4 separate regions of the Homo sapiens genome follow, and regions 2, 3 and 4 are each linked to region 1. The links are chromatin contacts, found by Hi-C or POLR2A ChIA-PET in ENCODE. All regions are on one chromosome and are shown on one strand. The core of a region is the stretch at or near the end of the contact, and the rest is flanking DNA. Distances in the headings are between cores, read along the strand shown. Region 1 overlaps ASCC1 (activating signal cointegrator 1 complex subunit 1). Region 2 has its middle 5.0 kb from the start of LINC03139. Region 3 has its middle 33 kb from the start of DNAJB12. Region 4 has its middle 18 kb from the start of LINC03139.

Region 1 (6,420 bases), core at 1,395-3,894:
ATCGCTGTGATATAATTAGTAAATAATAAGTACTGACTTGGACGATTTAAGAAAATTTAAAACCACACCGGGCGGGGTGACTTATGACTTGAGTTCAGAGGGATGGCTGGACTCCAGAGGAGAGATGGCTTGACTTCCGGGAAGAGCCAGCCAGAAACAGGCAGACTTTGGGGTAAGATTACTTGCCCATCCCGTCCCTTCTCCAGCTCCCATGTCTGCTGAGAGCCATTTCCATCACTTAATAAAATTCTCTGCCTTCAACATCCTTCAAGTGTCTGGGCAACCTCATTCTTCTTGGATGCCAGACAAGAGTTCAGGACCCATTGGGTGCGGGTACCCAGAAAAGGCTGTCACACTGGCCCTTTGCCCTCAGTGGCAGAGGGCAGCCACCCCACATGACGAGGCAAGGGTACCACTGAGCTGATCACACGCTGCTGTCCACAGACAGCGGGACAAAGAGAACATTCTAACATGCCCTCTGGGGCTTTGGGGATCGCTGGCACCCTCACCTAGACACTGCCACGGGGCCCACACAGAGCCTGCTTCTGCCAGCACCCAAAATGGCCAGCCAGATCCCATACTCACTTGCTCACGTGCTCCCTCCCACAAGGGGTTGAGCACAGAGAGCCAAATAAATGGGGCACCCCCGTCACAAGTCTGACGAAGAGGTCAAGAAAAATCCTGCATCAATAATATCTTTAGAAAATTAAACAAACTTTTCCTATCACCAAGTAAAGAGAGAAATGTAGACCTTTGATGAAAGGTTTTTGGTCAAAATCAAGGTTTTCCCTGACAAACAATGGCAAGATAAAATCCAACCATCCTGCTGTCCCCTGCTCACATGATCTGTGAAGCCTACCATTTTCAGTTTGTACATGTTTCTTTCCTAGGGAGAACACAAAGGGAATTATTGATTTCTGGTAATGTTGTGGTATACACTGAAAGAAAACAAATAGCAAGATTTAAGGGCTCACTGTGGTTATTTTTCCTTGCATTCGTTTCAAAGCTTCTACTCCTTCCCCATTGCCCTGTGACACAGCCATCAAAGACCAGAAATAACTCCAAATGCAACAAGGCTGCCAAAATGAAACTGGCAATCTCAAACAGAGGTGGGGAGGAGGGTGGAGAGGGGCCTTTTCTTATATCTGTGACCTCGGGCTATAGAACCGAATAAATGGCCAGTCCGCAACAGCACAGTGACAATCTGCTGGGGATCCCTGCTCACTTGGCTTTCCCAAATGAGGCTCGCTCTTTTCTTCAATCTTAGACAAAGCTGTGGTTACTCTCTTCCAAGATCCCTCTTTTAAGAAAATCTACTTCTTGTGCTGGTGGCCTCGGTGAACTATTTGCTGTCTCAATACTACTTGAATAAGAAGAAATTCAGTTTTGAAGTTAAAAATGAAAATTCAAAATATTCAAGTCTTACGCTATTTATAATCATTCTTGACACACATGAGATAAACCAACCTTTAGAATATAATCTGATGCAACTGAAAGTAAGTACAGGGGGTTCAATTAATTCAAGTATTTAGAAGGATGTTCTAGGTCATATTTCTCTCTAAGAAAGGATGCTATTGTTCTCATGTATGGCAATCAGACTTTTGAAACTCAAAGCAGAGTGAATAGGAATAGCAAATGCATGCTACTTTGAGGTTTTCCCAGTGTTTTTCTTCCACAGCCTGTTTACCAACTTCTATTTCTCACAATTATCCCGTTTATAGATAAAAGTAGTAACACTATTTTGTACTTAATAATAACACTTAACCACCTACCTCCCTATGAGGGATGGTATGAACAGAAGACAGGCTGACAAGTACTTTGAGCTCTTTGGGAAGGCACTCCCAGTATGAAGCCTTGCTGTGGTTAAATAACACCTTTCATCTAAGGATCTAAAAGTGTCTTACAAAGCCCAGCTCATTAACTCCAAAAAAATTGCTATGATATAAACCAGAGCTGAGCATTATTATCCCCATTTATATAAGAAACAGGGACAAGCTAGGACCACTAATACTGTCAGAGAAATTTAAGAGTTCCTGGGATGAGGCCTAGGATACAGGCCAGTGGAAGGCCACGTCCACAAGGCAGTGTGTATGGGCCTCTCAATTCCAATAACAAATATGTACCAAAGAATGCCAAGTGGGGAAGCAGGTCCATCCTTAGGCTGTGCATATACAACCAGATAGCAAAGAATGAGGAGCAAATGATGTGAAAAGCTATCATCACAGCCCTTGGAAGATCCCAATTGCAAAACATCAAAACAAATAATGGTATATTTCAGATGCATTCCTCATAAAAGAGGCATGTAGGTACAGGACTAGTATGACTTCAGGGAGCAAACAGAAAGATACAAATACCAGACTAAAAATATAATCGATTTTGAAAAAAAAAAAATCAAGGTTCTTCGTATGTCATGTTACTAATCTCACTCAGAATTAAGATCACTTTATTGGGAGTTAAGTCATCAAAAAGAATTAAGTTCACAAATAAGTTACCCCCCCCCCAAAAAAATAAATTTTGTTTCAAAGTTATGTTTATTAAAATTCCTCAAACCTAAAAAAAAAAAATTCTGAGTTTCTGCCAAATACCGTGCATTTGTCTTCTGGGCCACCTGTGAGATTACTTCTGAGGAGACCAAATGTGGGAGGTAGGAAGAGGCAAGAAGGAAATGGAGATCCACCACATCCGGGGTCAAAAAAAACCTTCCATCTACTTTAAAAATACTCACATGGGCTGTGCCCAAGTGGATTCTTTCTAAACATCATCACAGAAGAATGTAATTGAGTCTGTTTACCCTAAGGTAAGTCATGCTCCTCTACACACAGACACACATACCTTCACCTAGGTACAAAAAAATTGATATTTCTTTTCTACTGAAGAAAGGGCACAAAAAGTTTCTTGGGCAGACTAGACGTTTTTAATGCTTTCCTATTGTGAAAATAAGTAATTCAAAATCTAAGCTGTTGGAATCTTAACATATTGTAAGGCTTAAGGGAATGTGATTATGTGAGTCACTTAAACTTGTATCTGTAACCTGGGCAGCTGTAACTGTTGTTTTTCTGATTATAGATTAGCCTTTTTCCTCACCTACACTGTTTTGTAAATGGTTGTAAATGAATAAACAGTGCCAGAGAAGATCCCTTCCCTTTTAACTGTTGATCTTCATTTTGATTAAACTTCCCTCTTACATTTCTCATACAAAGACTTAAAAGACTATCACATCATCTAGGATGGTATGTTAAATACTTTCTTTTTCTTTTTCTTTTTCTTTTTTTTTTTTTTTTTTGAAACAAGGTCTTACTCTGTCAGCCAGGCTGGAGTGCAGTGGCGTGATCACAGCTCACTGCAGCCTCCACCTCCCAGGCGCAAGAGATCCTCCCTCCTCAGTCTCCTGAGTAGCTGAGACTACAGGTGCATGCCACCATGCCTGGCTAATTTTTGCATTTTTTATAGAGACAGGGTTTTTCCATGTTGCCCAGGCTGGTCTCAAACTCCTGGGCTCAAGTGATCCTCCTACCTCCACCTCCCAAACTGCTGAGATTACAGGCGTGAGCCACCATGCCAGGTCCTACACTCCTAAGTTGGAAAGGAAGTGAAAACAAGCTGTACAGAAAAGAAAACAAACTGTAATTAACTAAATTATAGCTCATAAACCAACCTTGTATAGAAAATGTTATAATCCTACTAAATTTGTTTTCTGCCTATATAAGCAGGACCTTAACTTTTAACTTTAAGCACTGACCTCATTTCTGTGAAGTCCCTGTTTCCCAAATGGCCATTCCCAGCTTTTCACTTGAATAAACTTTTAAAAACTGAGTTCTGATCCTTTCCATTATTGCTGGTCGACATTATCAATGACTACAGACCCACTCCCTCCCCCAATTTCTCCATCTTTAAACAGGGATGATCCTTTACAAAGATGTTCTGCAGTTAAAGATAAATTATAAGATGAAATTTTGAGCTCTGATTATTATTGTCACTCACTGACTATAATCTCTAATGCATCACTGCAGGAACCAAAATGCAGAGTATCCTTAAAAGAAAAAAGGAAGAAGGTTTATCAGGTACTCTGACAGCTTACAGGCTCTACAGTCATTATCTGGTCTCATAGGGCTGTAATATTTTTAAAGACCAAAATAGGAACATCTACTTCAGAATAAAAGACAATGAGGGTGGCAGGTAGTGACTATCCTAGAGTCATCTCCAAACACAGCTTAACTCTGCCCAAGATGCCACTTTTAATCTGAAACATCAGACTGCAGTGATCAGTGGTGTGAGAGCCAATAATATTATAGTAGCTAATAATAGCCAATAAAAGAGAGGACATAATGCCCTTCCAGAAGGCCTGGGGCACCTCAGATCCAAGGAGAAAGGTCAAGGGCAGTCTGTGGGAGGAGCAATTCTTATCAACATCGTGGCCTCTATTAGGAGAGCAGCAAAAAGGCTGTTAAGTCAGTAGAACAGCTGTGATTTTTCAACCCATCAGCAGGCCACTCCTGTTTTTGTCTCCATTAAAATAGTACCAAAAGGCTTGTGTGTCCCCAGAGCCCAAGTCCCCTCTCCACTGACTGAGATGGCATTCCTTGCACAGAATGGGAACAGCAACTTCCCCTCACTCATCCTGCTCTCAAATCACCTGCCTGTCTTGCTGCAGTGAGCAAGAGGAATGCTCAAATGAGCATTAGCCTGACCTAAGGATGTGCTGGCAGAAGGCAGACAAACAGAGCCAGGGAGGGAAGGCTTGAAAACTTCCTTCAAATAATCACTCAGGGATGCACTTTGGGAATTTGGCCTGAGGCTCACTGCTGATGTAAGGATTATCAAGTTTAAGACTGCTGGTAAGGCCAAATGACCTATTAGAGGATGAATTAAAACCGCTATATACAAACAGGATGCCAGGCAGTTCTGCTGAGCACCTCAAAATTCAAAATGCCAAGGGATTTCCCCTCTCTGCAGTCTTTCAATTTTGAAAAATAGTAAGAAAATAATATGAGTAGGGGTAGGAGGTAGAGGAGAAAAGAGGCTACGCTGACCCGGCTGGAGAACCCACACCTAATCTCCGCCTAATCTCGGCACAGGCTAGGCACACTCCGCCCGTTTCCACATTACGTCACAGAATTAGCCTCAGAGATGAGAGGTGAAAGTTCAATTTGCTGCATTATTTCTTCCCAAAGAAGCCTTGCCACAGGGCATGGGTATTACTGCTTTACCTGACAAAACTGCCCCTGGGGCTGATGGCTAGCAGAGACTCTTCAAGCCTGTGACTAGCAACCCTAAGGGCAGGTGCCCTTTCAGAACTAATCTAGATGATGTTTCTGCAGATAAATTCTCTCCCTTAGAAAAATACCTCTTCTTAATGCTCTTATTTCTGGTGTGGTCATCTTCCCTCAGGTATTATTCATAATGGTCCCTCAAACAAATGCAACAGAAGATAAATGTTTGGTCTCCGTATTACACAGTAGAAAGGAAGAGCAAGTCAGCAGAAATGAATCCTTAGAGGGGAGTACACAGGGGACAGCAACAGGGACATTTCTTCCTGGCCCCCGGCTTTTGGGAGGCTGGGCACAAAGTGGCTGACTATTGTGCCAAGGCAACAGATTCAGGAGCAGCATGGAGGAAACCAGTCACCAGCCTCAGGCCATCTCCACTCCAACTTCTCCACCAACAAGGCAGCATCCAGAAGTTAAAGAGCAAATCAGGCCGGGCGCAGTGGCCCATGCCTGTAATCCTAGCACTTTGGGAGGCCGAGGTGGGTGGATCATGAGGTCAGGAGTTCGAGACCAGCCTAACCAACATGGTGAAACCCCGTCTCTACTAAAAATACAAAAATCAGCTGGGCGTGGTGGCACGTGCCTGTAATCCCAGCTACTCAGGAGGCTGAGGCAGGAGAATCGCTTGAACCCGGGAGGCGGAGGTTGCAGTGAGCTGAGATCACGCCATTGCACTCCAGTCTGGGTGATACAGCGAGACTCCGTCTCAAAAAAAGCAAATCAGATGTCTCTAGGCAACATCAGACAATGCAAAGAGTACACATGCATATAAATAACAGCTATCCAAATAATGGCTGGCCTTGGATTGGCTCCCTGGAAGAGGGGAGAGAGGCTGCCACATGTTATCAACTAAGTTATTTTCAACTAAGTTACCTCATTAGACGGGAAGACATGAAATACTGCATCCTCTGTCAGAACCAAAGGAAACATGCCTTGAGTAGCACCACTGTAACTTTATAGACTCTAACACACACTTTTCTATAATCTAATTCAGATGGCCCTCCTTCCCCTCTGCAAAGGTGTGGGCTAGATGTCAAATAAGCAAAATGCTTTGGAAGAGAGAGAGGGTTATCATCTCCGTGCATGTCACAGTCATAAGGCCACTACAATTTAAGAAATTGGTATCAGGCCAGGCGTGGTGGCTCATGCCTGT
Region 2 (6,420 bases), core at 2,521-5,020, 230 kb before region 1:
CAGCAGGGCAGAGGCGCTCCCCACATCTCAGACGATGGGCGGCCGGGCAGAGACGCTCCTCACTTCCTAGATGGGATGGCGGCCAGGCAGAGACGCTCCTCACTTCCCAGATGGGGTGGCGGCCGGGCAGAGGCTGCAATCTCAGCACTTTGGGAGGCCAAGGCAGGCTGCTGGGAGGTGGAGGTTGTAGCGAGCCGAGATCACGCCACTGCACTCCAGCCTGGGCACCATTGAGCACTGAGTGAACGAGACTCCGTCTGCAATCCCAGCACCTCGGGAAGCCGAGGCTGGTGGATCACTCGTGGTTAGGAGCTGGAGACCAGCCCGGCCAACACAGCAAAACCCCGTCTCCACCAAAAAAATACGAAAACCAGTCAGGCGTGGCGGCGCGCGCCTGCAATCGCAGGCACTCGGCAGGCTGAGGCAGGAGAATCAGGCAGGGAGGTTGCAGTGAGCCGAGATGGCAGCAGTACAGTCCAGCTTCAGCTCTGCATCAGAGGGAGACCGTGGAAAGAGAGGGAGAGGAGGGAGAGGAGGGAGAGGAGGGAGAGGAGGGAGAGGAGGGAGAGGGAGAGGGAGAGGGAGAGAGCTATAATCATGTTACTGCACTCCAGCTTGAGCAACAGTGGGAGACCCAGTTTCTTAAGAAGAAAAAAAAAAAGGAAAAAGTATCCCAGCACTTTGAGAGGTCGAGGCGGGCGGATCACAAGGTCAGAAGTTTGAAACCAGCCTGGCCAATATGGTGAAACCCCGTCTCTACTAAAAATACAAAAATTAGCTGGAAGTAGTGGCAGGCACCTGCAGTCCTAGGTACTCGGGAGGCTGAGGCAGGAGAATCGCTTGAACCCAGGAGGCGGAGATTGCAGTGAGCCAAGATCGCGCCTCTGCTCTCCAGCCTGGGCGACAGAGCAAGATTCCATCCCAGAAAAAAAAAAAGGAAAAAGTTAATATTAAATACTAATTTTAAGTAACTATAAGTAATTACAACTATTTTCACTTTAAACATTAAGTAAAATAATATAAAATTAAATTAAAAATTTAACCTAAAAAATTTAAATTAAGTAAATGTTAATACTCATTAATCTAATTAAATTAATGAAAATCTGCAAAAACAAAGCAAAAAACCCTTAACCATGCCAGCACTCTGTAAGTTCTCAATAACACATTTAAAAGTAAACTGAGGCACAATAAAATTAGAAGGTTTATTTATTCATATTTTATTTTATTTATTTATTTATTTAAAGACAGGGTCTCACTCTGTTGCCCAGACTGGAGTACAGTGGCACGATCTTGGCTCACTGCAACCTCTGCCTCCCAGGCTCAAGCAATTCTCCTGCCTCAGCCTCCCGAGTAGCTGGGATTACAGGCATGCGCCACTACCGCCGGCTAATTTTTGTTTTTGTTTTTGTTTTTGTTTCAGTGGAGACAGGGTTTCACCATGTTGGTCAGGCTGGTTTCCAACTCCTGACCTCAAATGATCCACCTGCCTCGGCCTCCTGAAGTGCTGGGATTACAGGCGTGAACCACTGCGCCCGGTGTAGAAAGTTTATTTGAGCAAATGATGACTCATGAATCAGGCAGATCCAAACCAGAAGTGATTCATGAGCTCTACTGAGAGAACACAGCTGGGACAGATACAGAAGTAAAGCTAAGGTGGAGGCTGCAGTGAACTAAGATCGCCCCATTGCACTCCAGCCTGGGCAACAGAGCAAGACTGTCTCCAAAAAAAAAAAAAAAAGGTAAAGCCAAGAAAATATTTGATTATTTGATTTGGCAGGGCACGGTGGTTCACACCTATAATCCCAACACTTTGGGGGGCTGAGGCGGGAGGGTCACTTGAGCCCAGGAGTTCAAGACCAGCCTCGGCAGCATGGCGAAACCCCATCTCAAAAAATACACAAAATTAGCTGGGTGTGGTGTTGTGGGCATGTGGTCTTAGCTGCTTGGGAGGCTGAGGTGGGAGGATCACTTGAGCCCAGGAGGTTGAGGCTACAGGGAGCCATGAACATGCCACTGCACTCCAGCCTAGGTGACAGAGCAAGACTCTGTCTCTAAAATAAATAAATAGGCATGACACAGTGGCTCACGCCTATAATCCCAGCACTTTGGGAGGCTGTGGTGGGTGGATCACTTGAGGTCAGGAGTTGGAGACCAGCCTGGCCAACATGGTGAAACCCCATCTCTACTAAAAATATAAAAATTAGCCAGGCATGATGGTGGGCGCCTGTAATCCCAGCTACTCGGGAGGCTGAGGTGGGAGAATTGCTTGAACCCGGGAGGCTGCAGCGGGAGAATTGCTTGAACACAGGAGGCTGAGCCGAGATGGTGCCACTGCACTCCAGCCTGGGAAACAGAGCAAGACTCCATCTCAATAAATAAATAAATAAATAAATAAATAAATAAATAAATAAATAAATAAAATAGAGCTTGCAGTCCCTCAGAGAGCACCCTAGTCCAATGGCCTCCTTTTACAGGAAGAGAAACTGAGGCCCAGAGGGATCAAGAGGCTCCCCCAAGGTCACCCAGCAAGAGGCTAGAGCTGGGACAAAACCCCCAAGTTTCTGACTCCCTGGGCAAGGCTTTTTCCACTGTTTTGGTCTTTGGCCATAGAGATAATCTGCTTAAAAAATTAACTTGGGATTTCATGTAATCACTGAGGCCTCAGAAGCCTTGCCCAAGGAAAGACGAGGAGGGTTTATTAAGCTTTGTTCTAGGAGTTACAGGGACAAGGCCACATAGCAGGGCTAGAAACTGATGTGTGCCACCCTCCTCCAGGCCAGTAGCAGCTTGTATTTCTAGAAAAGGCTTAATTTTCCAGGTCAGGGCAGGTCCCAGAAGGCACCTTCTGGGGATGCGGCTGGACCCCGTGACTCAGCTGATTCCACATTATTCTCTGTTTCCCTCCCCACTCAGGGTGACTGCCAGATTCTGGCCTCCCTTGGGCCTTCAGAGATGGAAGTGATCTTAGGTTGTTGGTGGGTCCTACAACCTATAGTGGAAAGGTGACCATCTAATTTTTTTTTTTTTTTTTTTGAGACAGAGTCTGGCCCTGTTGCCCAGGCTGGAGTGCAATGGCGCGATCTCGGCTCACTGCAACATTCGCCTCCCAGGTTCAAGCAATTCTCCTGCGTCAGCCTCCTGAGTAGTTGGGGTTACAGGTGTGCAACCACTTCCAGCTAATTTTTGTATTTTTAGTATAGATGGATTTCTTTTCTTTTTTTTTTTTTTTTAGAAGGAATTTCGCCCTCTCACCCAGGCTGGAGTGCAGTGGCATGATCCAGTCTTGGCTCACTGCAACCTCCGCCTCCCGATCCAAGCGATTCTCCTGCCTCAGCCTCCCAAGTAGCTGGGATTACAAGTGCGCACCACCATGCCCGGCTAATTTTTTGTATTTTTTTAGTAGAGATGGGGTTTCACCATGCAGCCCAGGCTGGTCCCAAACTCCTGACCTCGTGATCCACCTGCCTCGGCCTCCCAAAGTGCTGGGATTACAGGCATGAGCCACCACGCCCGGCCTGAGATAGGGTTTCACCATGTTGGCCAGGCTGGTCTCAAACTCCTGATTTCAGATGATCCACCCGTCTAGGCCTCCCAAAGTGCTGGGATTACAGGTGTGAGCCACCATGCCCACTTGTGTCTAATTTATCATCCTCACCAGGACACTTTTGAGCATGGCCAGGGACATCTGGTCACCCAGCCACTGCTATCTCTGAGCATCATGATGGGTTGAAGAGTCAGTGAGCCGGCGGTTGAGGACCCACTGTGCTTGGGTCCCATACCTGATGAGAAAGAAGGGCCCAAGTCCCAGGCCTGCAAAACCACAGCCCTAGAAGGAGTGAGAGCACACAGCCAGCATGACCCAGGAAACTAGAACTGAAACCCTCAAAGCTGAAAGGTCTAGATGACTGTCCTTACTGTCCCAACGGGGAGCACACAGCTCTGAAAGGCCAAGGGCCTTGCCCAAGGTTACCCCCCGAGAAGATCAGAGACTCAAACCCAGGTTCCCAACTCTCAGCTCAGTGTGCGCTGTGCCACCGGTTCCCTTTCATCTGCAAACCCCCTGCCTATCTGGAAGGTGTGCACACAGCCTGGAAGCTTGTTATACTGGATTGTAAAAATTGTTCCTTGCCCTGGACTGGTGTGTGGCTTTGTTTGTGTGTGGCTTCCTAATCCTGCAGCCCCTGTGGGTGGGGAGGTCCCCTTTGCAAATAAGCGTGCCAGGCTCCAGAACCCAGGGAGAAGGCAAATATTTCCTGAACTAAACCTGCTCTCAGCACTTCCACTACTACTACCCCAGTCCAGGCCACCATCATCTCCCAGGTGGCCTCAGTGGCCTCTAAGTGGTATCCGGGATCCTTCTCTTTTCCCCACTCTTCATCCTCCATGTCAGAGCATGGAGCCTGGGTGCAGATCCCACACAACTCTCCCTCAGAGCTATCCACGCTCAAATCCTGGATGCACAGCAATGTCATGTGGCTGCCATCCTCCTGTCTGGCTTCCCCGTGTCCCCTTTCTTTCTTTCTTTTTTTTTTTTTGTTTGAGATGTAGTCTTGCTCTGTCGCCCAGGCTGGAGTGCAGTGGCGCGATCTCTGCTCATTGCAAGCTCTGCCTCCCGGGTTCACACCATTCTCCTGCCTCAGCCTCCCGAGTAGCTAGGACTACAGGCACCTGCCACCACGTCCGGCTAATTTTCTGTATTTTTAGGAGAGATGGGGTTTCACCGTGTTAGCCAGGATGGTCTCGATCTCCTGACCTCGTGATCCACCCGCCTTGGCCTCCTAAAGTGCTGGGATTACAAGCGTGAGCCACCGGGCCCAGCCCCCCGTGTCCCCTTTCTTGGTATCCTGCCACCTCACACAAGAAAGGCACAACTCCCGCCCAACTGGGCCTTCCATGGGGCAGTGCCCTGTGAACAACCTCCTACCCCCAGTAGGTAGTTAGAGAGGTACCTGGAGGCAGAGCCTGTTCTCAGCACACTATGAGGGCAGGAACCAGGGTCACACTCCTTTGGCCCAGATAAGGCTCAGAAGTGAGAACGTTGTCATGGGGCCACACCCTTATTTGAATTTCAAACATGAAGCCAGGGTTTTCTGACAGAAAGAAAGTCTTGTCTTGCTTGACTGTGTTGATGGGGCGTGATGTGGCAGGCATTCTTCTTAAAGGGACTAAATGTGTAGCCCCAGTTTTGTGTGGAAAAAATATTTATTTATTTATTTATTTTTATTTATTTATTTTTTTTTATTGATCATTCTTGGGTGTTTCTCGCAGAGGGGGATTTGGCAGGGTCAGAGGACAATAGTGGAGGGAAGGTCAGCAGATAAACACGTGAACAAAGGTCTCTGGTTTTCCTAGGCAGAGGACCCTGCGGCCTTCCGCAGTGTTTGTGTCCCTGGGTACTTGCGATTAGGGAGTGGTGATGACTCTTAAGGAGCATGCTGCCTTCAAGCATCTGTTTAACAAAGCACAACTTGCACCGCCCTTAATCCATTCAACCCTGAGTGGATACAGCACATGTTTCAGAGAGCACAGGGTTGGGGGTAAGGTCACAGATCAACAGGATCCCAAGGCAGAAGAATTTTTCTTAGTACAGAACAAAATGAAAAGTCTCCCATGTCTACCTCTTTCTACACAGACACGGCAACCATCCGATTTCTCAATCTTTTCCCCACCTTTCCCCCCTTTCTATTCCACAAAACCGCCATTGTCATCATGGCCCGTTCTCAATGAGCTGTTGGGTACACCTCCCAGACCGGGTGGTGGCCGGGCAGAGGGGCTCCTCACTTCCCAGTAGGGGCGGCCGGGCAGAGGCGCCCCTCACCTCCCGGACGGGGCGGCTGGCCAGGCGGGGGGCTGACCCCCCCACCTCCCTCCCAGACGGGGCGGCTGGCCGGGCGGGGGGCTGACCCCCCCACCTCCCTCCCAGACGGGGCGGCTGGCCGGGCGGGGGGCTGACCCCCCCACCTCCCTCCCGGACGAGGTGGCTGCCGGGCGGAGACGCTCCTCACTTCCCAGACGGGGTGGCTGCTGGGCGGAGGGGCTCCTCACTTCTCAGACGGGGCGGTTGCCAGGCAGAGGGTCTCCTCACTTCTCAGACGGGGCGGCCGGGCAGAGACGCTCCTCACATCCCAGACGGGGCGTCAGGGCAGAGGTGCTCCCCACATCTCAGACAATGGGCGGCCGGGCAGAGACGCTCCTCACTTCCCAGATGTGATGGCGGCCGGGAAGAGGCGCTCCTCACTTCCTAGATGGGATGGCGGCCAGGCAGAGACGCTCCTCACTTTCCAGACTGGGCAGCCAGGCAGAGGGGCTCCTCACATCCCCGACGATGGGCGGCCAGGCAGAGACGCTCCTCACTTCCCAGACGGGGTGGCGGCCGGGCAGAGGCTGCAATCTCGGCACTTTGGGAGGCCAAGGCAGGCG
Region 3 (6,420 bases), core at 1,168-3,667, 210 kb after region 1:
CGGTGGAGAAAGCAACTTCGAATTCTGAACTGCAGTAAGAGCTAAAGAGAGAAAACAGGAAGCTCTGAGAGTTAATAACAGGATCTCTACTCAAGTAACATTTATGTGGGGATCAATATGAGAAAGAGCCAATCATTTGAAGAGTGTAGGGAAAAGCATTCCGGGCAGAAGGAACAGCATGAGTGAGGGCACAGAAGTCTGAACATTGTGTGGGGTGTGTGGGGAAGTCTGAGGCTCTTCCTAATTACAGTGTAGGGGTGTAGTTGGGGGTTAAGCCATACAGGCAGGGTAGAATCAACGTGAGAAAACCCCAAATGCCAAGCCAAGAAATTCTGTAAGCAACGGGGGGCTACTCATGTCACTTAGTTTAGTAACAGCGGTTCTAAAGCTCCAGCCTGGAAAAGCCCAGAATATTAATGTTCAAGAGGAAATCTCTGCTTCAAATCAAAGGCTCTTTCTCCTGCTTGCTGGAAATTCAAAGCCTGCCCCGTGCCTCTGAGCCTTAGAGCCAGACAGGTTGCCTTATTACTGATTCCCTACAGAAACGCAGCCCAGAGAGGCCAAGAGATTTGCCCAAGTGAAACAGCAAACCAATGCCAAACGCAGAACCTCAAACCCCAAATGCCAGCCTTCAGCTCCAGCCCTAAACCTGTCCCCTTTCACCTGGAGATTCTTTCTGGCAGGCACTCAAAGCAGGTAGGTGAGAAAATGCCTTTTTTTTTTTTTTTTTTTGAGACCAGTCTAGCTATGTCACCCAGGCTGGAATGCAGTGGCAAGATCGTAGCTCACTGCAGCCTTGACCTCCTGGGCTAAAGGGGTCCTCCCGCCTCAGCCTACGGAGTAGCTGGGACTGAAGACTTGAAAATTAAATAAATTGCATTCTTGAAAATGCATGTTAACACGAATTTGTGGAGCACTTACTTACTAGTGCCAACTACGGTACCTGGCCTGGGAAATAGACCTGCCCCGGGAGGTAGACCTCCCCGAGGGCACTCCCAGTCCTGGAGCCCCCAAACTTCTTGAACTACAGAAATTCCCCTAGGACTCCCCTCCCCTGCCCCCCACTCCCCAAGTTGCTGAAAATCATGAGTAACAAAGCGGCCAGGAGTTTCCTGTCTTGCTGAGCTGGCTTACTCAATTTCCCTCGTTTGTCCGCTCAGACCAGACGGGGCAAAGGGCAGCCATCAAAGGTGTCTGGGACGAGCCCGGCGGGGTAATGGGCCGCTAGGGACTCAGTCTGGCCCGGGTCTCAGCCGGGGCAGAAGGCAGCCGGGCGAGGGCCGCGGGTGGGGGGCAGGGGGCCGGGGACAAGCAGCCCCGCCCAGGCCGGCGCGCTGTGTGCACAACGTGCAGGGCTGCGAAAGCGGATGCGGCCTGATGGGGCAATCGCTGGCAACGCGCCGCGGGTTGTCAGCGGGCGCTGGGGGGTGGGAGCCCGGCGCCGGCGGGCCCTGCCTCCAGCATTGGCCCCGCCCCCAGTTCCGCAGTCGTGGCTGGGTTTCGGGGAGGGCGCCCGGTGCGGGGGGCGCCCAGGGCCTGCGCACACGGGTAGGCCCGCGTGCCCAAGCCCCCTTGCAGCCCAGGCGCCCTGGCTCATTATCCATCCCGGCCACTGGCGTTCGGTTCCGCTCCTGTCGCACCACCCCCTCACTGCTCTGACAGATACCAGGAGCTGGTGCCAACCCGCAGACACACCTGGGCAGCCCCACGTGGGTATCGCACGCGCAGGGGCACATCTGCCCTGCCGGGTTTGGAGAGCAGTTGCAAGTCAGCCCCTGGAATGTGGTCCCGTGCCGGCTGGAGCAAGAACTGTGTAACCTCTCTGAGCCTCAGATAACTCATCTGTTAAATGGGGAGGATGATAGCATCACTGGGTTGTTGTCAGGATGAAATAAGATAGAGGCTATAGGGGCGGGTGTGGTGGCTCACTCCTGTAATACCAGCACTTTGGGAGGCCAAGGTGGGAGGATCCCTTGAGCCCAGGAAGTCAAGGCTGCAGTGAGCCAAGATCACGCCACTGCACTCCAGCCTGTGCGACAGTGTGAGACCTGGTCTCAAAAAAAAAAAAAAAAGGCTACAAAGTGTTATATCAGAGTCACTAGCACTCACCCAGTAAGTGATAGCCATGAAGATTCTTAAAGAGAAGGGAACTGGGAGCTACAAAGCCAGCTGGGCTCACAGGCTGCAACTGGGGCATGTCTGGGTTTCCGGCTTCTTTTTTCCTTCCCTGTATCATATTTATTTTTTCCTCAATATCACCCCTCATCTTTCACCCAGGGCCTGCAATATTCCTTCGTTCATTTGACACACATCGGTTGATATTTGTGCCTGCTGTGAGGCATTAAAAACTGCTTATCTGGCTGTGTGGCACCCGGGAACTTTCCCCAGGCCACACCAGCTACACCTGTGGCCTCCTCAGCCTGGGTTGCTGCCCTGAGTCACTGGAGTAGGTCACTTCCTCTCTCAGTCCCTCCATCTGTGCAATAGGGATAAGAGGCCTGGCTTCTCTCTAGTCTCCTGGGACTGTCAGGGGATGAGTCAGATAACGGTGGGGAAGGCGCAGAGAGGCAGAAAGCAGCTCTTACTAGAGCGGGGCCCATCTGGCTGATGCAAGGCTTGCACTTTGCATGTAACCCCAGCCGGTACAAACAGGGATGGCTCCGGGAAGCGTGAGGAGCAGGGGGAGCAGAGAAGTCCCCAACCCTACCCGACAGCCGGGGTGTGGGATCCAGACTGGCAGCTTAGGAGTCTGAGCAGCTGGGGCTCTGTCCAGGCTCTGCTTCCCCAGCTCTGCGAGCATGACAGCAGGTTCCTGACCCCTCTGATCCGGCTGCCTTTTCTGTCACTCAGGGGTTGCAGTACCTCCCTCACCTAGCTGAAGTTGGAAGTGAAGGTGGTAACTCCCAGAGGGAGTGGAGCCCTTCCGTGTTTCTGGGAGGGGTCTGAGGGCTGGCCGGGGGGGTCCGGGTGGGGGAGGTGGGACCAGACAGGAGGAAGGCAGCCCTGGCCAAAGGCTCAGCATATTCCATAGTCACCTCAGGCAGGGGGTTCTAGGGGCTCCTCCCAAAAGAGTCAGAGACCCCTGCACCCTCAGCCGACCCCAGGCATGACAGACCCCGCCTCATCCCACAGTGCACAAGGAGATCACACTCAGATCTGGGCCCCAGTCTGGCGTCTGCCCCAGGCCAGCTGCATGACCTTGGGCAGGTGATTGAATGTTTTTGGGTCTCCATTTTTCCACTTGTGAAATGGGGATAGCGATGCCTACTTTGTAAAGCTGTTGTGAGGCTGGGGGAAAATGAGAACGATATCAAGTGTTCACAGTAGAGGCCAGCACTGTTGTGAGCGGCAGCTCCTCTCCCTCCCCTCCCCTCCCCCTTTCCCTATCACAGGTGGGGCCAGGTGGAATGTCACAGTAAGTCCTTGGGATAGAAAGGTCTACTGACATATTCAAAGTGCCCCCGCCCCCAAGGTTTCTAGCCTGATACCATAAGCTTTGATGGCAAGAGCTCTGTTTGCTTGGGGACTTTATATGCATGATTGTATTTGACATATGACGAGGGCCATACGTGGCATCCATTATATAGATGGAAGCGGAGGCAGGAGAAGTCAAATAGCTTGTCTGGTCACATGGCTAGAAAGGGTGAGTGCCAGGATTTGAAACCAGGTCTTCCGGACTCCAGCTCATCCACCACACACCCCCTGCCTGCCTCTTGCTTTTGCCCTGGGTGTTCTCCTCTTTCCTGAGTGGCCTCTTATGATGTGGAGTCCCCGAGGCCAGGGACGGTCATGAGCATGGCTTCCTTGTCTTCCAGGGTGTGGCTCAAGCACACAGTGGGTCCTCAGTCCACCCTGCTGACCAGGGAGATGAGTCCTGGCATGAGGGAGATGACTCATGAAGCCGGGCTGGGCGAGGGTACGTGCCTGTGTCTCTGTGTGCGTGCATCTGTGTGCGTGCACAGGGAGGGGAATGAACGAGTACTGTCTGCTGGAGGCCTTCTCTCTCCAAGCTCCTACCCCATCCGGCGCTGCTCCTGAGACTCAGCCTTCAAGGGGGCTCTGAGCCTGAGAAGCAAGGGTGGGGGAGGTCTTGGCCATCTCCCTCCCTGGCCTAACGCAGGGCCTGGTGGGGGCTGTGGCTGATGGCGGTTCCATGGGAAGCCAGGTCCTCCCTGGTCCAAGGGGAAGCTCTTCGGGCATCTTCCACCAGTCTAGGCCCTGCTATTTTTAGATGCTGTCCCCTCCCCAACCCTCCCCTCCCCATCACATACCAGCTGAGGGAGGAAGTGACTCACCTCAAGCCCAGACAGGTAGAGGCAGCCTCAGTGGGCCCCGGGCAGGCCTGGTTCCTACGCTGGGGTTGCCTTCCTGGGATCACCTCAGGCCTGCCCCAACCTGGGGACAACACAGGGCTGGGATGGAGCCCAGGGCCTTTCTTGGGCTCCTCCATTCTCCATCTCACAGGACCTAACAGGCCTGGGTCTCTGATGGACTGTGGAGCCTCTGCTCAACTCAGCAGACCTCATCAGGCCTCGGACTGCACTGTGGGCCTGTGGCCGGCCTCAGCCCAGTCTGAGGGAGCCAGACAGGCGAAGGGGACTGCCTGTGGCCCCACCCTGTCTTTGTGAGTGACCAGTGTTATGGAAAGAAAAAATACCTGGTTCAGTGGGGACAGGAAAGGTGTGATGACCCTTGGGATGTGTGTCCCAGTGGAGTGGCCAGCTGTCCCAGAATGCCCAGATCTGAGGGGTTTCTGGGGACTCGGGACTCTCAGTGCTCACCAGGAGAGTCCTAGGCAAGTCAGGACGGTTGGCCACCCTGGTGCTGCATTGCAAGGTATATCCTAGCGAGAGGGCAGGTGTGGGGAGCTTGTTTTGGTTTCCTGACGGAGTCTCACCTAGTCAGGGCCGCAGGACCCAGCCCCTGGCCAGCTTGCTCTCTCAGGTCAGGGCATCACCTTGTCCATCTCAACTGGAAAGAGGCTGGGCTGGGCTGTGTGAGAACCCAGAGCCCCGGGGCAGGCTGGAAGACCTGTGAGCCACTTTGGCCAGGGAGGATAGGGGCCTGTCAACATGGGGTTGGGTGGACAGGTTAGCAGAGGCTGGGGCTGGGAGAGGAAGGGCACCTACCCACATAGGGCAGGGCAGGGGGAGGCAACCAGGAACAGCAGGAAATAATGACAGGAGCCCAGGATGTGCCTCAGGTAAGCTTGGCCCCAGGTCTGCAGACTGTCGGGTACTTGCAAGGAGGAATGGGAGACAGTGTGGCGATGGCTAACTGGCAGGCTGGCAGGGCTTGTTGGTTACTTGGAGAGGCCTCGCCAGGGTGACAACCTGGAGAACTCTCGGCTGCTCAGAGAAGTGGACAGAGGACTCCGCTGCCCTCCTAGATCAGGGTCTGGGGCTGCCTTCAGGGACAACCCAGCTCCTGGCCCTGAGGCCTGCCCTAGGGGGTTAGGTCAGGGGAGCCGTGGCTGAGGCCCAGACCTTGCTGGGGACAGCCTGCACCCCCGGCCCACCTTTGTCCTCCTCATCCACGGTCCACAGCCCAGGGTTGGGGCGGGGGGATGGTCTGTGTCCCAGGCAGCAGCTCCGACACCGCTGAGCTGGGCGACCTTGGCAAGTCACTTCTCTTTTCTGGGGCTCGATTTCCTCAGTGGTGAGATCGTGGGGGTAGATTAGGGGTCTGTTTTTTAAATATTTATTTTGGCCATGGAACCCCTTCTTCAGTCACAATTCCACCTGCACTAAACAAGAGATAACAGCGGGTGACTGAGACGGGTGGGCTGGAGCCCCGGGGGCCCTCCCACTCTTACCCCACACCCCTGGGGGCCCAGGGCTCTGGGGACACAGTTTGAGAACCCGTCTTCACAGCCTGCCGCCTCTAACACTCTGTGATTTATGCCTTCAGGACAAGGATGTTGTCCTTGTTGCCTTCTCCAGGCAGCCCAGTAATTAGACCCCAAGCCCAGCATGTTCTGGTACTATCCATTCCGTGCTGAAATCTTCAAATTCTTTCTCTCTTTCTTTCCTTCCTTCCTTATTATTTTTTGAGACAGAGTCTTGCTCTGTCGCCCAGGCTGGAGTGCAGTGGCACAATCTTGGCTCACTGCAACCTCTGCCTCCTGGGTTCAAGCAATTCTCCTGCCTCAGCCTCCCAAGTAGCTGAGATTACAGGCGCCCACCACCACGCCTGGCTAATTTTTTTTTTTTTTTTTTTTTTTTTTGTATTTTTAGTAGAGATGGGGTTTCGCCATGTTGGCCAGGCTGGTCTTGAACTCCTGACCTCAGGCGATCCACCCGCCTCGGCCTGCCAAAGTGCTGGGATTACAGGCGTGAGTCACCGAGCCCGGCCAAAATCTTCAAATTCTTAATCGCTGGTTTCTGCTGACAGTGAGGTCTGTTATGCAGAGTTCAGTAG
Region 4 (6,420 bases), core at 2,584-5,083, 210 kb before region 1:
TTTGTTGCCAGGCTGGAGTGCAGTGGCACAATCTCGGCTCGCTGCAACCTTCTCTTCCAGGGTTCAAGTGATTCTCGTGCCTCAGCCTCCCGAGTAGCTGGAACTACAGGCGTGCACCACCATGCCCAGCTAATTTTTGTATATTCAGTACAGGCGGGGTTTCACCATGTTGCCCAGTCTGGTCTTGAATTCCTGACCTCAGGTTATCCACCTGGCTCGACCTCCCAAAGTGCTGAGATTACAGGTGTGAGCCACTGCACCCAGCCTTTTTGCATATTTTAAAACATACTCTGAGAACACAAATGAATGGAAGATTGGACTTTGTTTTGTAGGGAACTTCGCCAAGAGTTTAACCATTTCAGAGAATCACAGCACTGATAGCGGCTTCTCTCCCAGGTTCAGGTCACCAAAACAGCATCCTCCACCATCGGCGTTGGTGGCTGGGTATCTGTGATGCTTCCCATGCAATGTGAGCAGCTGCCCACTGAGTCCCGGAGTCCTAAGACCCTTCCCTCACAATCCTAAGACAGTATTGCCTTTTCACTGTGATGGCATTGGTGACATAAAAGCCACTGTGGGCAGGGTGCAGCGGCTCGCACCTGTAATCCCAGCACTTTGGGAGGGTGAGGCGGGCAGATAGCTTGAGCCGCAGAGTTTGCCCAGACCAGCCTAGGCAACATGGCAAGACCCCGTCTCTACAAGTAATAATAATAATAATAATAATAATAATAATAAAATTATCTGGGCATGGTGGCACGCATCTATAGTCCCAGCTACATGGGAGGCTTAGGTGGGAGAATTACTTGTGCTCGGGTGGTAGAGGCTGCAGTGAGCCGTGATCGTGCCGTTGCACTCCAGCCTCAAAAAAAAAAAAAAAAAAAAAAGCCACTATGGGTGAAACTGCTGGAACTTCAGGAAGCAAGGCAGTGGCCACAGACTAGGCAGGTCTCTGTGCACTCCCCTAGATAAGCACTTGTGGGGACAAAATATGCCTGTGTCACTTAAGTACATACCCTTTTGATCTCCTGTGTGATGAAGCAGGGATGCACACAGAGCGCCTGCTCCAGAGCAGGGGACTGGCTCGCAGAAACAACTTGTCAGAGGTGGAGCCACGCGAGCCTCTGGTCCAGGGAACACAGTTTATCTTATTTTTTAAATTAATTAATTAATTTATTTATTTATTTATTTTTGAGATGGAGTCTTGCTCTGTCACCCAGGCTGGAGTGCAATGGCTCGATCTTGGCTCACTGCAACCTCCGCTTCCTGGGTTCAAGCAATTCTCCTGCCTCAGCCTCCTGAGTAGCTGGGATCACAGGCACACACCACCAGGCTGGGTAATTTTTGTATTTTTAGTAAAGATGGGGGGTGTCACCATGTTGGTCAGGCTGGTCTCGAACTCCTGACCTCGTGATCTGCTTGCCTCTGTCTCCCAAAGTGCTGGGATTACAGGCGTGAGCCACTGCGCCCAGCCGAGAACACTGTTTATACGGGAAAGAACGACGAACAGACACATGATGGGTATTCAGATCTGGGCATTTGGCAGACAGACATTTTCTCATAAATGAGCAAAGTGAGCCTGTCCCTTCAAGAAACTGAAGCATTTGTTGCCAATGATAAAGTTGGAACTTGGAGCTTTCAAGGGAAAATTAGAATTTTGGAAAATTTGTGTACACCACCACAAGCTTGACAACTTCTCAATATTTAAAGATTTTTCTGATGCGATGGATGGCAGTGCTAACAAATGCTATTTTTTGACACTGTTCAGTGACATGTCATCTTTTGGGAGATGTATGTGATTTAATGGGTACAAAATTTCAAAGAGGCCACATGATGCTGCACATCACATGTAGGTAAAACAGCCATTCACGGTACAAGATAGGCCAGGCACAGTGGCTCATGCCTGCAATCCTAGCACCTTGGGAGGCTGAGGCAGGCAGATCACTTGAGGTCAGGAGTTCGAGACCAGCCTGGCCAACATGGTGAAATCCTAGCTCTACTAAAAACAGAAAAATTAGCCAAGCATGGTGGCATGTGTCTGAAATCCCAGCTACTCAGGAGTCTGAGGTGGGAGACTCACTTGAACCCAGGAGGTGGAGGTTGCAGTAAGCCAAGATGGTACCACTGCACTCCAGCCTGGGCAACAGAGTGAGAGTCCTTCTCCAAAACAAACAAACAAACAAAAGTACAAGATAGGCCCGTGCATTTTAATATAATAAAGCATGAAATGTTCATTGATATGGGTTCAGATTCTACATTATAATCAACCTTAAAGAAACAATTGCTTGTTAAGTTTTGGCGTAGCATTAAAGAAGAATATTCACAATTATCTGAAAAAGCTATCAAAATACTCGTCTTTTTTTCCAACTCCGTGTTTGCGGGAGGCTGGATTTTCTTCAATCAAAACAATATATTGCGGGACGCAGTGGTTCATGCTTATAATCCCAGCAGTTTGGGAGGCTGAGGTGGGCGGGTCACCTGAGGTCAGGCGTTCAAGACCAGACTGGCCAACATGGTGAAACCCCATCTCTACTAAAAATACAAAAAAATTAGCTGGATGTGGTGGCGCACTCCTGTAATCCCAGCTACTCGGGAGGCTGAGGCAGGAGAATCACCTGAACCTGGGAGGTGGAGGATGCAGTGAGCCAAGATCACAACATTACACTCCAGGCTGGGCGACAAGGGCAAAACTTTGTTTCAAAATAAAAAAATAAATAAAAATTTTAAAAGCCCCAACATATTGCAACAGACTGAATGCAGAAGTAGACATGAGGCTCCAACAGTCTTTAATTAAGACAGTTGCTTGAGAGATTTGCAAAAGTGTAAAACAATGCTGTTTTTCTCACTAAATTTCTCTTTGTTTTGGAAATGAAGGTATTTTTCGTAAAAATATGTTTATGTTTACATGTAATGAGTTCATTATTACTTTTTGATAAATTAATAAATATCTGGGTCCTCAATAATTCTTTTAAAAATTTTTTTATAATTTAAAATAGAGATGAGGGCTGGGCTCGGTGTCTCGCGCCTGTAATCCCAGCACTTTGGGAGGCCAAGGTGGGCAGATCACTTGAGGTCAGGAGTTCAAGAACAGCCTGGCCAACATGGTGAAACTCTGTCTCTACTAAAAATACAAAAATTAGCCGGGCGTGGTGGCTCATGCCTGTAAACCCAGCTACTCGGAGGCTGAGGCAGGAGAATCGCTTGAAACCAGGGGGCGGAGGTTGCAGTGAGGGGAGATCACCCCCCTGCACTCCAGCCTGGGCGACAGAGCAAGACTCCTTTTCAAAAAAACAAACATGTAGCAATGAAGCCATTAAAATAATTTATTTTTTATTTCTTTTTCTTTTTGTATGAATCGACTTTGGATAAGAAAAAAATCTACTTTTTAAAGAGCTGGGTTTGTGTGGTGGGACACCTATTGGGTGCAACAATGTGGAGAACACTGCCCTCTGGCGGTCACTCCCAGTATAGTACCAGAGAGGTGGGGAAGCTTCCCTTGCTATTCTAGGACTGACCATGAGACGGCAGAAGAATACAGTATTTGCTTCTTTTCTATTTCTATTATACTTGCTTTTCTTTTTCTTTTCTATTTCTATTTGCTTCTTTTCTATTTTCTGTTCCTTCTTTTCTATTTTTTTAAATTTAAGTGTAGCTAAGGGGACTCACTATGTTGCCCAGGCTGATCCCCGACTCCTCGGGTCAAGTGACCCTCTCACCTTGGTCTCTCAAAGTGCTGGAATTATGGGCATGAGCCACCATGCCTGGCCTAAAACCCTGTTCCTAATCTCTAGGTTGGTCCTCAAAGCCTCACACTCAGCCGGGTGCCCAGGGATTGGGGCAGGAGTGACCTCACAGAGCTGCCCACAGTAATGATGCCTGAAGTGCTCCAGCTAGCAGGCTAAGCCTTGTCTTCTCTGCCTCCACAGCAACTCATAGCAGCCCTAGGGAAGGCCACATCCCAGACCCCTAAACCCAGAGAGACAGAACGCAGACCTGGGTGGCAAGGACTCAGTAAGTTATTGAGTGCCAAACCGGGCCACCACTGTGCTTGGCTTTAGGAAAACTTGACATCTATAAAACTTTTAATCTCTAGTAGGTGCTCAAAAAAGCCATTCACTCTTTCATGTAACCAAGAAAAGATGTTTGAGCACCTGCAAAGTGCCAGGCACTGTCCTAGTCACTGAGGACACAGTGAGAAGCAAAAGGGGCCCAGGTCCTGCCCACATGGGACTTATAATTTGGTGAGGGAACAAAAAAAATTTAGTCTCAAAAAACCAAAGTTTGGTTAGATGCTGTGAAAAAGGATGGGGTTCTTTAAGGGCACCTGAGAGAGGGGTCTTGTTTTTCCTGGAAGCCAAAAAGAAGCATAAAGGTTGATACGGTTTGGACGTTTGTCCTCCAAATCTCATGTTGAAATGTGATTCCTGGCTGGGCATGGTGGTTCATGCCTGTAATCCCAGCACTTTGAGAGGCCAAGGCAGGCAGATCACTTGAGGTCAGGAGTTCGAGGCCAGCATGGACAACATGGTGAATCCCCATCTATACTAAAAATACAAAACTTAGCTGGGCATGGTGGCACGTGTCTGTAATCCCAGCTACTCAGGAGGCTGAGGGAGGACAATAGCTTGAGCCTGGGAGACAGAGGTTGCAGTGAGCCGAGATTGTAGTGAGCCGAGATTGTGCCACTGCTCTCCAGCCTGGCTGACAGAGCAAGACTCTGTCTCAAAACAAAACAAACAAACAAAACTACCTCTTAACTTAGTCCCCTCGCATTTTTTTTTTTTTTTTTTTGAAACAGAGTCTCAGTCTGTTACCCAGGCTGGTGTGCATGCAGTGGCACAATCATGGCTCACCTTCCACCACAGACTACAAACATGTGCCACCACATCCGACTAAGTTTTTTTTGTTTTTTTTGTTTTTTGGGGTTTTTTTTTTTTTTTTTGTAGAGATGGGGATCTCACCATGTTGCCCAGTCTGGTCTCAAGCTCCCAAGCTCAAGTGATCCTCTCATTTCGGCCCCCTAATGTATTGTCATTCCAGCCATGAGCCATGGTGCCCAGCATCTCCTGCTTTTTAACTTTGTTTTTAAAAGCTTCTTGATTTTTGTTTCAATTTAATACTGTCTTGGCAACTTTTTAACTTTTTGTTGTTTAGTCTCACTCTCTTGCCCAGGCTGGAATGCAGTGGCCAGATCTCAGCTCACTGCAACCTCCACCTCCCAGGTTCAAGCGATTCTCTTGCCTCAGCCTCCCGAGCAGCTGGGATTACAGGTGCCCACCACCATGCCCAACTAATTTTTGCAATTTTAGTAGAGACGGAGTTTCACCATGTTGGCCAGGCTGGTCTCCAACTCCTGACCTCAGGTGATTCACCCATCTCGGCCTCCCAAGGTGCTGGGATTACAGGCATGAGCCACTGCGCCCAGCCCAATTCTGCTATTAAAGGACTCTGATGCATTCTTCAGTATGCCAATTGCATTTTTCAGCTCCAGAAATTCTGCTCTGGATGTTTTTTAATTATTTCAATCCCTTTGTTAAATGTATCTGATAGAATTCTGAATTCCTTCTCTGTGTTATTTTGAATTTCTTTGAGTTTCCTCAAACAGAATTCTGTCTGAAAGGTCAGAGCTCTGTTTCTCCAGGATTGGTCCCTGGTGTCTAATTTGGTTCATTTGGGGAGGTCATGTTTTCCTGGGTCATGCTGCTAGCAGATGTTCTTCGGTGTCTGGGCATTGAAGAGTTCAGTATTTATTGCAGTCTTCATTGTCTAGCCTTAGTTGTCTTTTTTTTTTTTTTTTTTTTTTTTGAGATCAAGTCTCACTTTGTCACCCAGGCTGGAGTGCAGTGGTGCGATCTCGGCTCACTGCAACCTCTGCCTTCCGGGTTCAAGCAATTCTCTGCCTTAGCCTCCCAAGTAGCTAGGATTACAGGCGCCTGCCACCACGCCTGGCTAATTTTTGTATTTTTAGTAGAGATGGGGTTTCACCATCTTGGCCAGGCTGGTCTTGAACTCCTGGACTCGTGATCCACTCTCCCCAGCCTCCCAAAGTGCTGGGATTAGAGGCGTGAGCCACCGCGCCCAGCTGTACCCGTCCTTCTTAGGAAGACTTTCCAGATATTGAAAGGACTTGGGTGTTGTGATCTAAGCTGTATCTGCTTTAGGGGGCACCCACACCCAGTAACACTGTGGTTCTTGCAGACTCATAGAGGTACTGCCTTGATGGTCTCAGACAAGATCTGGGCGAATTCTCTGGATTACCAGGCAGAGACTCTTGTTCTCTTCCCTAACTTTCTCTCAAATAAATGGAGTCTCTCTCTCTGTTCTGAGCCACCTGAAGCTGGGGGTAGAGTGACACAAGCACCCCTGTGGCCACCAGCACTGTGACAGTGCTGCAGACCCAAAGCCAAGACAGCAATGGGTCTT

Evidence for each region. Hi-C counts contacts between places; a loop is a spot of excess contacts on that map. ChIA-PET counts read pairs that join two places held with the same protein, here RNA polymerase II (POLR2A). Pooled maps may share reads with other maps.
Region 2: a loop to region 1 is called in a pooled map, with 2.4 times the contacts of the local background. The contact joins two enhancer-like sites. A Hi-C loop is called at or near these places in 1 of 50 pooled maps. POLR2A ChIA-PET finds 5 or more read pairs at or near these places in 2 of 52 experiments (WTC11 and endothelial cell of umbilical vein).
Region 3: a loop to region 1 is called in a pooled map, with 2.1 times the contacts of the local background. The contact joins two enhancer-like sites. A Hi-C loop is called at or near these places in 3 of 168 maps with a recorded cell type or tissue (Calu3, ovary and vagina) and 7 of 50 pooled maps. POLR2A ChIA-PET finds 5 or more read pairs at or near these places in 21 of 52 experiments (A673, CD4-positive, alpha-beta memory T cell, Caco-2 and 15 more).
Region 4: a pooled map shows a loop between it and region 1 (2.8-fold over the local background). The contact joins two enhancer-like sites. A Hi-C loop is called at or near these places in 3 of 50 pooled maps. POLR2A ChIA-PET finds 5 or more read pairs at or near these places in 3 of 52 experiments (H1, WTC11 and endothelial cell of umbilical vein).

What each region holds. Positions count from the first base shown.
Region 1 is chr10:72,104,812-72,111,231 of GRCh38, forward strand. All of the region lies in intron 9 of ASCC1 (activating signal cointegrator 1 complex subunit 1), which reads right to left. Among named protein-coding and RNA genes, the nearest start is that of SPOCK2, 19 kb to the left of the region's middle. Within about 2 kb of position 2,645, at least 6 of the 41 ENCODE cell types and tissues checked have a DNase peak (open chromatin) inside an H3K27ac peak, as active enhancers do; they include PC-3, where a contact is called at or near this core.
Region 2 is chr10:71,869,926-71,876,345 of GRCh38, forward strand. No RefSeq gene overlaps it. Among named protein-coding and RNA genes, the nearest start is that of LINC03139, 5.0 kb to the right of the region's middle. RefSeq lists enhancers at 3,694-3,763, 6,072-6,420. Within about 2 kb of position 3,771, at least 4 of the 41 ENCODE cell types and tissues checked have a DNase peak (open chromatin) inside an H3K27ac peak, as active enhancers do.
Region 3 is chr10:72,318,379-72,324,798 of GRCh38, forward strand. No RefSeq gene overlaps it. Among named protein-coding and RNA genes, the nearest start is that of DNAJB12, 33 kb to the right of the region's middle. RefSeq lists enhancers at 707-756, 2,393-2,687, 2,437-2,856, 3,290-4,489, 4,452-4,501 and silencers at 1,107-1,666, 4,153-4,447. Within about 2 kb of position 2,418, at least 41 of the 41 ENCODE cell types and tissues checked have a DNase peak (open chromatin) inside an H3K27ac peak, as active enhancers do; they include PC-3, where a contact is called at or near this core.
Region 4 is chr10:71,893,122-71,899,541 of GRCh38, forward strand. No RefSeq gene overlaps it. Among named protein-coding and RNA genes, the nearest start is that of LINC03139, 18 kb to the left of the region's middle. Within about 2 kb of position 3,834, at least 4 of the 41 ENCODE cell types and tissues checked have a DNase peak (open chromatin) inside an H3K27ac peak, as active enhancers do.